Linked DNA regions of Mus musculus: region 1 is linked to region 2. Evidence: chromatin contacts called from ENCODE POLR2A ChIA-PET data. All regions are on one chromosome and are shown on one strand. Each heading gives the region's core, a stretch centred on a gene start or an enhancer-like site at or near the end of the contact. The rest is flanking DNA. Distances are from core to core; before and after follow the strand shown. Region 1 has its middle 9.1 kb from the start of Apol6. Region 2 holds the start of 1110038F14Rik (RIKEN cDNA 1110038F14 gene).

Evidence for each region. ChIA-PET counts read pairs that join two places held with the same protein, here RNA polymerase II (POLR2A).
Region 1: POLR2A ChIA-PET joins it to region 2 with 14 read pairs in Patski. The contact joins the enhancer-like site here to the promoter of 1110038F14Rik in region 2. POLR2A ChIA-PET finds 5 or more read pairs at or near these places in 2 of 5 experiments (Patski and embryonic stem cell).

Annotation. Positions count from the first base shown.
Region 1 is chr15:77,033,328-77,038,593 of GRCm38, forward strand. It overlaps a transcript of Mb not described here. Among named protein-coding and RNA genes, the nearest start is that of Apol6, 9.1 kb to the right of the region's middle. RefSeq lists an enhancer at 3,313-5,266. Within about 2 kb of position 3,485, at least 3 of the 3 ENCODE cell types and tissues checked have a DNase peak (open chromatin) inside an H3K27ac peak, as active enhancers do.
Region 2 is chr15:76,944,735-76,950,486 of GRCm38, forward strand. It overlaps 1110038F14Rik (RIKEN cDNA 1110038F14 gene), which reads left to right and starts at 3,527. Exons shown (of 5, transcript NM_001347540.1): 1 at 3,527-3,810; 2 at 3,895-4,185; 3 at 4,334-4,418; 4 at 4,810-4,956; 5 at 5,515-5,752. The coding sequence starts at 3,805. The coding sequence ends at 5,654. Gm46534 (a long non-coding RNA gene) reads right to left here and starts at 3,615. Exons shown (of 4, transcript XR_001781744.2): 1 at 3,526-3,615; 2 at 3,278-3,400.

The DNA of each region.
Region 1 (5,266 bases), core at 2,235-4,734, 89 kb after region 2:
GGTTGAGGAGGAGGAGGAGGAGGAGGAGAAGAAGAAGAAAAAGAAGAAGAAGAAGAAGAAGAAGAAGAAGAAGAAGAAGAAGAAGAAGAAGAAGAAGAAGAAGAAGAAGAAGAAGAAGAAGAAGAATTTAGAATGTAGAGAGGAATTATGTTCATCTAACAAATTGGTGGTAACAAATTCTCTTCTAAGGTCCTTGGCCTTGGACTCTCTAGGAAAGCTAGCATGAGCCTGGAGTCCAAACAGGGGATTAGTATCCAGGACATATAAAGGGAAAACAGAGTGTCAAAGAAACAGAGGACAATTTAAATGGGGCTACGGGTCTAGATAGAGGGTTCTCAACAGAAGAGATAACAATGGCTAAGGAATGCCTCTAAATGTGCCCACCATCCTTAGTAATTAGAGAAACGCAAACTAAAGCAGCTGAGATTTCATCTCACCCGACTCGGAATGGCTGACATCAACCATTGGCCGACAGCACATGGCAGCGAGATTGTGGATGGTCCTTGTTTAGCGTTGGGGGGGGTGGGGGCGTGACACACGCTGGAGTGGCCACTCTGGAAATCAGTGTGGAGAAGCCTCAAAAAGCAAAACTCAATCTACCATGGGACCCAGCTATGGCCATCCTTGGCATGCGTACAAAGGAGGACACGCTGCTCTCCAGATGCTTGCTCAGCCATGGCTATTCCCCCCTGTTCACAACAGCCAGGAAATGGGGGGAAGGGGGGACCCAACTTAAATAAGCACATAGCAGATGACATATGTGGCACAGAATACAGTGGCGAAAGGGGGGTCCCAGATTCAAAGCCTACCATAGGCTACTCCATCTATGCGATACTCGCATAAGGACCGGCAGCCATCTTTAGAAGGTACCTGGTCCCCAAGTGATGCATGGTTGCAGACATGTATCTGGCTGCCTCCTGTTTAATGCTTTCTGGATGAGAAGCAAGATTTGCATTTTTTTTTTTTCTCCCCAGTGATGCTCACATCCAAAGCAACTCACAGACCTGAGGCTGCGCTGGGTTTTGTTGAAGCACACACTTGGCTCACCCAAACTATCAAGACACAGAACACTGTCACCACCCCAAAAAGTTCCCTTACATCTGCCTCAGCCTCACCCTTCTATGCACTCTCTTGATTGCTGAGGCATGAGCTCTCGGCCACTGAATTACAGCCAGGGTCTGTTAGTGTTTTAAAACCATGGGTAGGTGTGGGCAAGAAAGACATTTCAGGTGCCTGCGGAGGGGATGTAGACAGGGTGGTGGTGGTTTGGATGCAGAGGACAACCAAGTATGCATGGTGGGGGTGTGGGGTGTGGGGCAGCCTGAGCCGGCCAGCTGAATGGAACACCAACAGATGGCGTGAGTGATTAGGAACCCCACAGGCCCAGGGCAGCTTGGGAGGAGTCCAGCCTTTCCAGGTCGAGGACTATCTACACATCTATTCAGCCATTGCAAGGGCAGTCGCCTGCCTGCGCATCCTGGGCAGAGGCTCTAGGACTGGCAACTTTCACATGGAATGGGGTGCCCTCTTTGCAGGCCTTCTCCTGGGTCCCCAGTTCCTCCACCTTGGGCCTCTGTCCTCTGGAAAAACCAGAGCCTTGCATCCAAAGCTCCTCTGTGGGAGGGAAACTCGGAAGGAAAAAGACAAGACATCCGTGGGTCACCCTGATTTGTGTCTCCAAAGTCAAGCCCACTCCACCATGCAGGGTCCCGAGACACCGACATCCTCCCATAGGCCCAGCTGGGGCATCTCTGATCTTAGTCCCCCACCTTATGCTGTCACCGGATAGGGGTGGTGTGGATTTGTTCTTCTCTTTACTCTAGTTGTACCCCAAAACAGCTAGGGGTTTACCCAGCAATTTGGAGATGCTTCGGTTTGTCCTGTGGAGCACAGTTTTGGACTGAAACTGTGTGCTCTGGCCTATCAGTATACAGAGAGGGCAAAAAAAGGAAGGCCTTGTCTGAGTTTGTTTTCTCTTCCTGTGATAAACACAAAGGCAGCTTATCCGGGAAAGCGTAGAGTTGGCCTACAAGTTAGAGTCCATTATCATGAGAAACTGTGGGACGTGAAACTGTGCCAGGAAGAGCAGGCCAAGACCTGGAGGCTCAGTGGGCACACACCTGAGGCTTAGGTGTCTCCCAGCTCCCTGACAGACTCCTGACTTGGAACATGTGACATGCTTCTCACATAAAAGAAACATGTCCTATGGTCACATAGGTCCAAAACAGAGTTCTCCATTCTAATAAGGTACCTAGGCCCAGAGGGCTTAGCCAATAAACTTCCCTTCCCAGAAGTTCCTCCCTGTAAAAGGTATTTAATCTCGGGCCCACCCTGAGAAGTGGGGGATGGTTTTACACATCTATTTTCTGCCATGACAATAAACTGTTTGCTGAGAGTTCTATGTCTTCATCTGAAGACTGCTAGCAGATACTGGCATCCAGGCAGTTAGGATGAGGGTTTTAAAGGCCACACCCATATCATCGACACACCTACTCCAACAAGGCCACACCTTCTATTAGTGCCACTCCCTGGTCTGAGCATTTACAAACCATAACAGGCTTGCATACAGGCCAGTCTATCTGATAGAGGTAATTTCTCAATTGAGGTCCCCTCATCCCAGATGACTCTAGCTTGACAAAACAAAACTAGCCAGGACAGGCCCTGAGGATGCTGGTGTGGAAGAAAAGGGGGAAAGTCGAGAAGAGACTTCCAAGAACCAGGGAGCCTTGGCAGCTTTATGGGGCGGTCAGAGACAGGTTGACCTGCACTGTGAGGACAGAGGAGAGTTTCTCAGGCCTTGTTAGAGGAAGCAAGAGCCAGAGCAGGCCCTAGGCCCGAGTGGTTCAGGCCTCGTTTACAGTACCATTCAGTCCTAGCGCTGAAGCTCTGCTCAACATCTCTCGGGGACCTAACTTCCTTCTTGGGGGCCACCAAACACCCCTGGTCTCCTGGATCAAGCCAAAACTGGAAGGAGAGAAGTGCTCAGGACCAAGAGAGAGGTTTAGAGACCCCTCTGAGAGGGTCACTATTCACTTTAGCCAGCCAGCTCTGAACACTTTCAGGGAGGACAAAGACAGGCCTCTCTGGGCCAGGAGGGCAAAGTCAGGCAGGCCCCGGTGGGTGCACTGCAGCTACCGTCATTGCCTGAGATCAGAAAACATGGCTGCGTTTGGCCAATGTTGGGAGATGGGCAGGGGCAGGTGGAGGGGTGAGTGCCCTGGTCATACAGGAGGGCTGAGGGATGATGAGAAAAAGCTTGGGGAAGCAGACACACAACACAGAGTGACCTGGAAACTGCAAGACGACCAGGCTGGCCGGGCGAGAAAGTTTGTGAAGTGGGTTGGCCAAGAGTGAGGTTTTAAGTAGGGTGGGAGCTCACTGGGGGAGATTTTAAACTTGGAGCATTTTGGTGAGTTAGGGGCGGTCCCAGGGTTCGGGCACCAATCAGATGGACAGTTAAGATTAGTCCCTGTGACTCAGAAGCCAAAAGGCACAGTGTGTGAGCTGTGTGGCTGCCAGCTACAGCCTCAGGGGAATCTTGGACAGGGAGTACTGTGTGGGAGCGGGGCTCTGTGGCCTCCCAAGAACTCAGTTAGGGCTGTGGTAGCGCTCTGGGGCCTCTTTGGCAGTGTAACATGTTCTGGCCGGCTTCTTGGTCAGCCTGGAGAGATCCCTTTTTCTTTGCAGCCCCTCCTTTTTAAGAGGGCCAGGTCACATTAACACAGGTCCTCTCCTCCCTCTTTGTGTCTCAGTTCATTACCACATTGAACTGAAGGATGACGCAGAAGGTTTAAGCCTTTCCACAGCCCTCCCCATCTTACCGAGGAGGCTATAACCACTCAGTGACCTGCTTAGAGGCCTCCCTCCTCCCCTCAGCTCCTCCTTCTCTCCCCTTCTCCCTCCTCCTCCCCCTCCTCACTCCTCTTCCCTCTCTTCCTCTTCCTCCTTCCTCAGGAGCATTCAGGTCAGAGGATGGGAAAAAACAGCCAATAATGAGGCAGTTCTGGCCATTTCTGCAGGCCCTGTAGTTTCTTAAGTCTCTCCCAGTCATGTGGCTGTAGGCCTTGATATTTCTTGATATTCCACATGCCTTAGAACAGAAGGTGGGCCTGCTTGCTGGTGTGTAGGCTAAGAGAGGCAGTGGCTGGGCCTGATGCATTTCTGCCTTTTCTCCCTCCAACCCTACTTGCTAGCAAACAGCCCCATCGTCTTCTGTCTCTTTCAAGGACACTGCTGTTGGCTTCCTGACTCACACAAGCGCCAAGATGACCTCATCTCCAGAGTTATTTGATTTTTTTTTTCATCCTCAGAGAATGTTTCCAAATATGGTCCCATTGCAAGTCACATGGTCTCAGGCTCGGCTTTGTGGGGGTGGGGGGCGGGAGGGGGGGTGGGGATGGTCATTGTTCAGCTGTCTACAGAAGGGAAAATGCAGGCTTGGAGGAGCAGAGATTTACTGCAGATCTCGGGGTCTATCGGGGCAGCCTAGGGAAGCCCTGCCCTGGGGAGGGAGGCCAGGCCAGTGTCTGGATTACTGTGGTTCCGGTTCTCCACTCTGCAAAAGCATTCATGGGAAAAACATCTGGAGCTCGGGCTGCGCAGGGGAGTCCCACTCCCACAGTCGCTGGCAGGTTTCCCTGTCTGCTGGTTGAGGGGGAGGGGTGCAGCTCTCCTCACCCCCTCATGAACAGACCACAGACACTCCCAAGTCCCTGCCTACCACCACAGGGCTGTGGGGAGTGGGGAGAGTCCCGGCCCTGTCTTTCCTGACCTCTGGGTCATTGACTCCCTGCACAGGGTCCCTGCTGTCTGGTGAGAAGCCAGGAACCCAAGGTAGAATTGAAGCAACAGCTCCAACCCCACCTCCTCAGCTCTCAGAGGCCACGGAGCAAAGGGAATTGGGTTTGGCCTGCGAACCCAGCCGCCAGCCCACTCTGCCTTGGTTCTCTGAGACAGGAAGAACTGACTGCTCCTTCTTACTGACAGGGTGATAGACCACAGAGGGTCAGCCTAACTCCATCCCAGACACGGGGCCAAGTAAACCCACTCCCAGAGTCTGTTTAATGGTGGTCCTGTCTTAGCCCAGCCTTTCCTTCTGGTCTATTTGGGGGCTCTCCAGGGCACACCTGCTGAAATGACTCTAGAGATCACATGCAAATGGCTTGGTGACCAGCATATGGATGCTGCTGGGGACAACATGACCTTTAAAAAATATTGTTTTATTATTTTTAGTTATGTGGATGTCTATGTGTAGGTATATGCATGT
Region 2 (5,752 bases), core at 2,277-4,776:
AAATGCTGGCGTTCCCTGCTGCAACTGGGCTGCACTCTCCCCAATCCCCACCTCACTCTCCACTGCTCTTCGGGGACTCAAGCTCCGGCCACACAGTGCCAAGCCTCGGCTGCTCTCCCTGACCCTTTCATGCCTTTAAAACCAGTACCACCTGGGAGACTCTTGCACTACTAAGTTTGGCTGCCAGCATTAGATGCAGCCTTGTCCACCTCTGGACCATAGTTTCTGGGTGCTGACTCCAAGGAAACACTTCCCAGGAGATTTTGAGTGACCTAGGAAAGCAATGGTTTCATTTTAGTGGCTCTGGTCTCCTTTCCAATTCTTCAGCTCTTTTTTTTTTTTTTTTTTTCGTTTTTTGAGACAGGGTTTCTCTATATAGCCCTGGCTGTCCTGGAACTCACTTTTTAGACCAGGCTGACCTCGAACTCAGAAATCTGCCTGCTTCTGCCTCCCAAGTGAAGGCGTGCACCACCACGCCCGGCTCAGAATCAGATTCTTAAATCAAGATATCACATAAATAGCCCTGATAGAGTCATTGCTTCCCTCTGAAACTTCACAAGCCAGGCCTCCATCACTTACAAGTCAGTAAGCAACATCCTCTCAGTGATAGAGTATAACCTGAACACTGTAAACTCTAAAAACAAAACAAAACAAAACAAAACAAAACGCCCTCCCTCAAGATGCTTTTGGTTCTGGTATTTTATCACAATAGAAAACCTAACCAGGACAGATGCCTTCTGGCCAAATCTATGGCTGTTACTTAGGCAAGCCAGGATGATTCTGGGCTCTGGAAAAGCAGGAGTTATAGGGTTTACCCTCTGTGCAGGAAGAAACCCGTGCTTGTATACAGAGACAAAAGAGTCTCAGTGCGTGGTGCAGGCCTAACTCAGCAGGCAATGGACTGAGCACTGTGCCAATAGCCCTGTAAGGTCAGTGTTCTGGAAGCTAAGACACAAAGAGATCAATTTGATTTGATATTTTGAGGTCATAAACCAGACCAGGCAAGGGGGGGGGGGGAGTTGAAGCTTTGACAGAACAGTTCTACACCTTGTTCTGTATTGTATTTCTTTTTCTGAAAGAAACAGCCTCATAGCTGGGCAAGGTGGTGAATGACTGTAATCCAAGCAAAGAGAGGCTGAGGCAGGGTGGCAAGTTTGAGGCCAGTTTGAGTGATAGTTACACCTTGTGTCAGAAAAAAGGCTTTATTGGGGTCTATTGTGGGGCTCTCAAGGACCTGCTTATGGTTTAAACAAGACACTAGACTTCTATACAGTTTTAAGCATTTGGCCTTTATCTAGGGCAGACTCTGCTAGCTTCTAACTTAACCTGACTTCCAGCCTGGCCCTGCCTCCTAGATAGCCCTTTCATTCCCTGCTCCTTCTGTGTCTGCTTAGATACTCCTGCCTCTGTTTGCATCCCCTGACTCTGCCCGCCCAGAAGTTCCGCCCCCATACTTCCTGCCCCAACTATTGGCTGCCAGATCTTTATTATAACCACTCAGTAGTAAGATCATGCTAGACAGGCTCTTAGGTCGCCTAAGGCATTCCTCCAAGCTTGACCTTCATCTTTTGGGAAGGTTTGGAAGACATTTACAAAATAGGAAACCTGGGGATGTGCCATAGAAATGACAATTCCAAAATCCTGCCAGCACTTAGCTCTCTGCCAGTACAGAGTTAATAACTGGAAATACAGAGACACCCCTTAATACAACAGGGGTCTAACTGGCATGCAGCTTGTTATAGGTATTTCAGGTGTGTGATTTTGCATATTTTGACATGGACTTACTCTTGTGAAAGTGTCCCTGTGTTAGTAACTTTTCTGTTGCTGTTTTGGAGATGCCAGTACCATGAGATGACCACCAAGAGCAGCAGCAGCAGTGGAGTACAGGCATCTGGAGCCTAGAGGATGACGCGTGTGCTACAAAGGGCATGGCTGGAGAAGTGACCCAAGCCCTTGGAGGAGCCCAGAAGATTGTAAGTTGGATCCCAGACATTGGACGGTTGGAGATTGACTTTTGCTTTTGATTGTGGCTGTGCCCTGATATTTTCCCTCTCGAAGGAAGAAACTGTTTTAGTGGAGCCCACAGTTAAGAGACTTTTAATTGTAAAAAGACTTTGGATTTTAAAAGAGATGGCTATTTTAAAGAAATTGAAATTTTAAGAATATGTAAAGACTGTGGGACTTTTAAAGTTATCCGTTGTTAAGAGCTCTGTCGGATGTTGTGTAGGAGCTTGGAAGACAACGTTGAGAACACTGCAGAAGATGGAGGTCTGGTTTGTGAAATTTCAGAGGGAAAATTAAAGACTCTTTTCAGGGCCATTGCTGTTTTGATTGTGAAGATTCTGTAGTTCTGGTTAGCTGGGGCTGAAGAATCAGCTGTGATTAACAAGATACCAGAACTACTAAAGCAAAAACTTTGCATTACTGGGACTATTGATGCTGGTTAGCTGGAGCTAAGAAATTAGCGGTGATTAAGAAGAGACCAGCATCATTGAGGTGACATCTTCTGGGAAGTGTTTTCTGAGAGCACAGTGGCTGTGTTCCAGATATAGCCAAAGTTGTACATTGTGCTGTGGCTGGACTTGGTAATGTGTAAGGGTCACCCAGGTGGTACTGGTTTTGAAGGCATGAAGGAGTTGAGCAGAGCACTTACTATCACTCCTAGTGACCCTCTAGGAAAATTTTTGCTTCCTGTCCCCATAACTCTAGGTTCTGCTGGCCTAGAAGTTTTGGCTCCAGAGAAGGGAGTGCTCCTACCAGGAGCTACAACAAACATTCCATTGAACTGGAAGCTCAGACTTCCCCCTGGTCATTTTGGGCTTCTAATGCCCTTAAACCAACAGGCTAAAAAAGGAATAACAGTGTTAGGAGGGGTGATAGATCCAGATTACCATGGGGAAATTGGATTACCTCTTCACAATGGTGGTAAGCAAGATTATGTCTGGAGTGTAGGAGATCCCTTAGGGCGTCTCTTAGTACTACCATGTCCTGTGATTATTAGGACACAGTATATATGTCGCCATTCCAAAAGTGTGGAATAGAGGCATAGCGAAGAAATACTGAAACAAAGCAGGATTAGAAGCCTGTAGGAAAAATACCAAATCCTGTAGCTCCATGACTGGTATCTGTAGTCCTAGGGCTAGACCGCTATGATAGCTATTGCTATTCTTGGTTGTCATTTTGACAACCCACACCTGTAATTATCCTAAACCTCAAGGGGTAAGGAGTTCCTGTAAGGAAATTTTCTTGATTTTTCGTTTGAGGTGGGAAGATGCACCTTAAATCTGGGCCAGGTCTTCGGGTGGCAGCCTAATGGTCGTGGAAGAAGGAAGTGCATGCTTGCCCCGACTCTCGTTGGAAAGTTCACTCCATTGCCATTAGAGCCTAGTTCTTCAGGATTCTGAAGTATACCGGGGACAAGCTGAGCCATCTGTCAACGCCTGCGCCCCGCCCCGCCCCGCCCCGCCCCGCCCCGCCCCGCATAATCCACCTTGCCCCATCTCTGGGCGTTCCCCCCGACCCCACCGGTTCCATTCTCTCCAGGAATCAATTGTCTTGTTTCTTGGCGGCACACTCTGCTGGGTTCTCCGAGGCCTTTAAGTTCATCCCCGTGCACTCTGTCTCCTAAAATTACAAGCACAGCCTGAGGCGCTCCATCCACCCAAGTGCTTTCTGTCCGGCGCTGAGCGCTTGCTCTGGCTCCGCTGCGCTTTCTGCGGAACCTTGTGTCGTAGACGTGTTTCCAGAGGAGTGAGTTCGCTGTGGTAGTTAGGATTTACCAGCTTCCGGCGGCCGCTCCGACTAATGGCGGTGAGCTGTGGGAGAAGGCGTGTTTGTGGCGAGGCCCTAGGTGGGGAGACCCTGTGAATTTCGTCCTGTCTCACGATTTTTCAGGAGCCAGGGCGTCCTGCTCGGGAGGCACCAGCAGCCTCAAGTCGGAAAACTCATCGCGCTCCGCGCAGACCCCGGCCCTCTCGCTCAGCTTCCGGTGCCTCGGAACCTCCTCTCCGCAGTTCAGTGCAACCTGCATGCGACTCCGCCGCCGGAACCCATCCCGTAGGCAACACAGTAGCGATGAAGCAAAAGAAAAAGAAAACCCCCAACAGGGTCTCTGGGACAAATGGAAGCGAAAAGCCCTCGGAGAAACCTGCCCCGGACGAAGCTCCTCCTAGCGCTGAGGCCCAGGCAAGGATGGTACTCCCTGCGAGCTTTCTGGGCGCTAATCCGCCTGCCTCTGTGGGCGAGCTGTGCGGAATTAAGGCGCTGAAGGTATGGGAGTGGGGTCTGCGGGACCCTGTTACCCATCACAACCATGTCCTCCTTTCTGTCCCAGGCGGAACAGCTGGCGCGGGAGCTGGCCTGGTGTGTGGAACAGCTGGAGCTGGGTCTCAAGACGCAGAGACCTACCCCGAAGCAGAGTGAGGGACCCTTCTCTACAGTTAGGGAAATGTAAACGGTGACAGTTCTGTGGTCTGATGGTATTGCCAAGGGGTGGGGTTGTTGCTTTTGGTTGGTTTGCTTTGTTTAGGTGTACTGAAACTTAGTTGTGTAGACCAGGCTGGCCTGGAATTCAGAGATCCGCCTGCCTCTGCCTCCCCAGTGCTGGGATTAAAGGCGTGCGTCACCCCAGCTGGATGGGAATTGTTTGTAGTAGGATGATATGAGTGTGTTTGAAGTCACTAGCTCTTTTTCTTTTTCTTTTTCTTTCTTCTTTCTTCTTTCTTCTTTCTCTCTTTCTCTTTCTCTTTCTCTTTCTCTTTCTCTTTCTCTTTCTCTTTCTCTTTCTCTTTCTCTTTCTTTCATCTGCAGAAGAGCAGGCTGTTGGGGCAATCCGAACGCTGCGCAGTGAAAAAACCCCCTTGCCCCGGAAGAGACAGCTGATGCGCTCCTTGTTTGGGGACTACAGGGCTCAGATGGATGCAGAGTGGCGGGAGGCCCTACGGGCTCTAAAGGCTGGTGAGGAACTAGAAAGCGATTGGTTCAGTACATTAACGTCAAGGGGGTAGGGAGAGGCTCAGCTCAGCAGGGTTGGTGTGGGAAGAGATGGGCTCGGGGGCGGGGGGGATGTAAGTGGGGAGAAAGTATTCTCTCTTAGGGGACAGAGGTCCTGGGGGGAGGAGGGCCGAGGTCCTCACCTCGTTCTGTTTTGGGGATGAAAAAAACAGCTCCTCTGTCTTAGCCTGGGCTCACTTCACTGGCCATAAAGCCAGGTACCAGTTGGACTTTAGTTCCTGGGACTAAATAATAAATAACTTGGACATAAGTCCTGGATCTGTTACTTAGATCATACAACATATCATTTTGTGAAAATGATCTAAATTTTGTTACTTAGATCATATAACATTTTTGATAAGTTACTACATCTCTTGAGTCTCATATGGGAATGACATTATTTACTTTAAGATAATTTTTCAGTTTTTTTTTTTTTTTTTTTAGTTAGGAAAGTTGTGTGGGTAATTGTAACTGCATGGATGAAAGTTAGCTATTCTGACTCTCTGCTCCCCCTTCCTACAGCCACCCATTCGGCCCAGGTACAGCTCGTCAGTGAGGCCACCAGAAAGAAGAGCGGAAGGGTCTGCAGGCCTCGTCCTGCAGAAAGAGCCAAAACCACTCCGGACTTGACCAGCGAAGAGTTTCGGTTCAATTTCTTTTAGGGTCTCCTACATGCTGGACCGCTCATCCCCCTCCAGGGTGGGGTGGGGATGTGTCCTGATTGCAGGGCCTTCCCAGGAATTCTCTCAGCAGAAGTGGG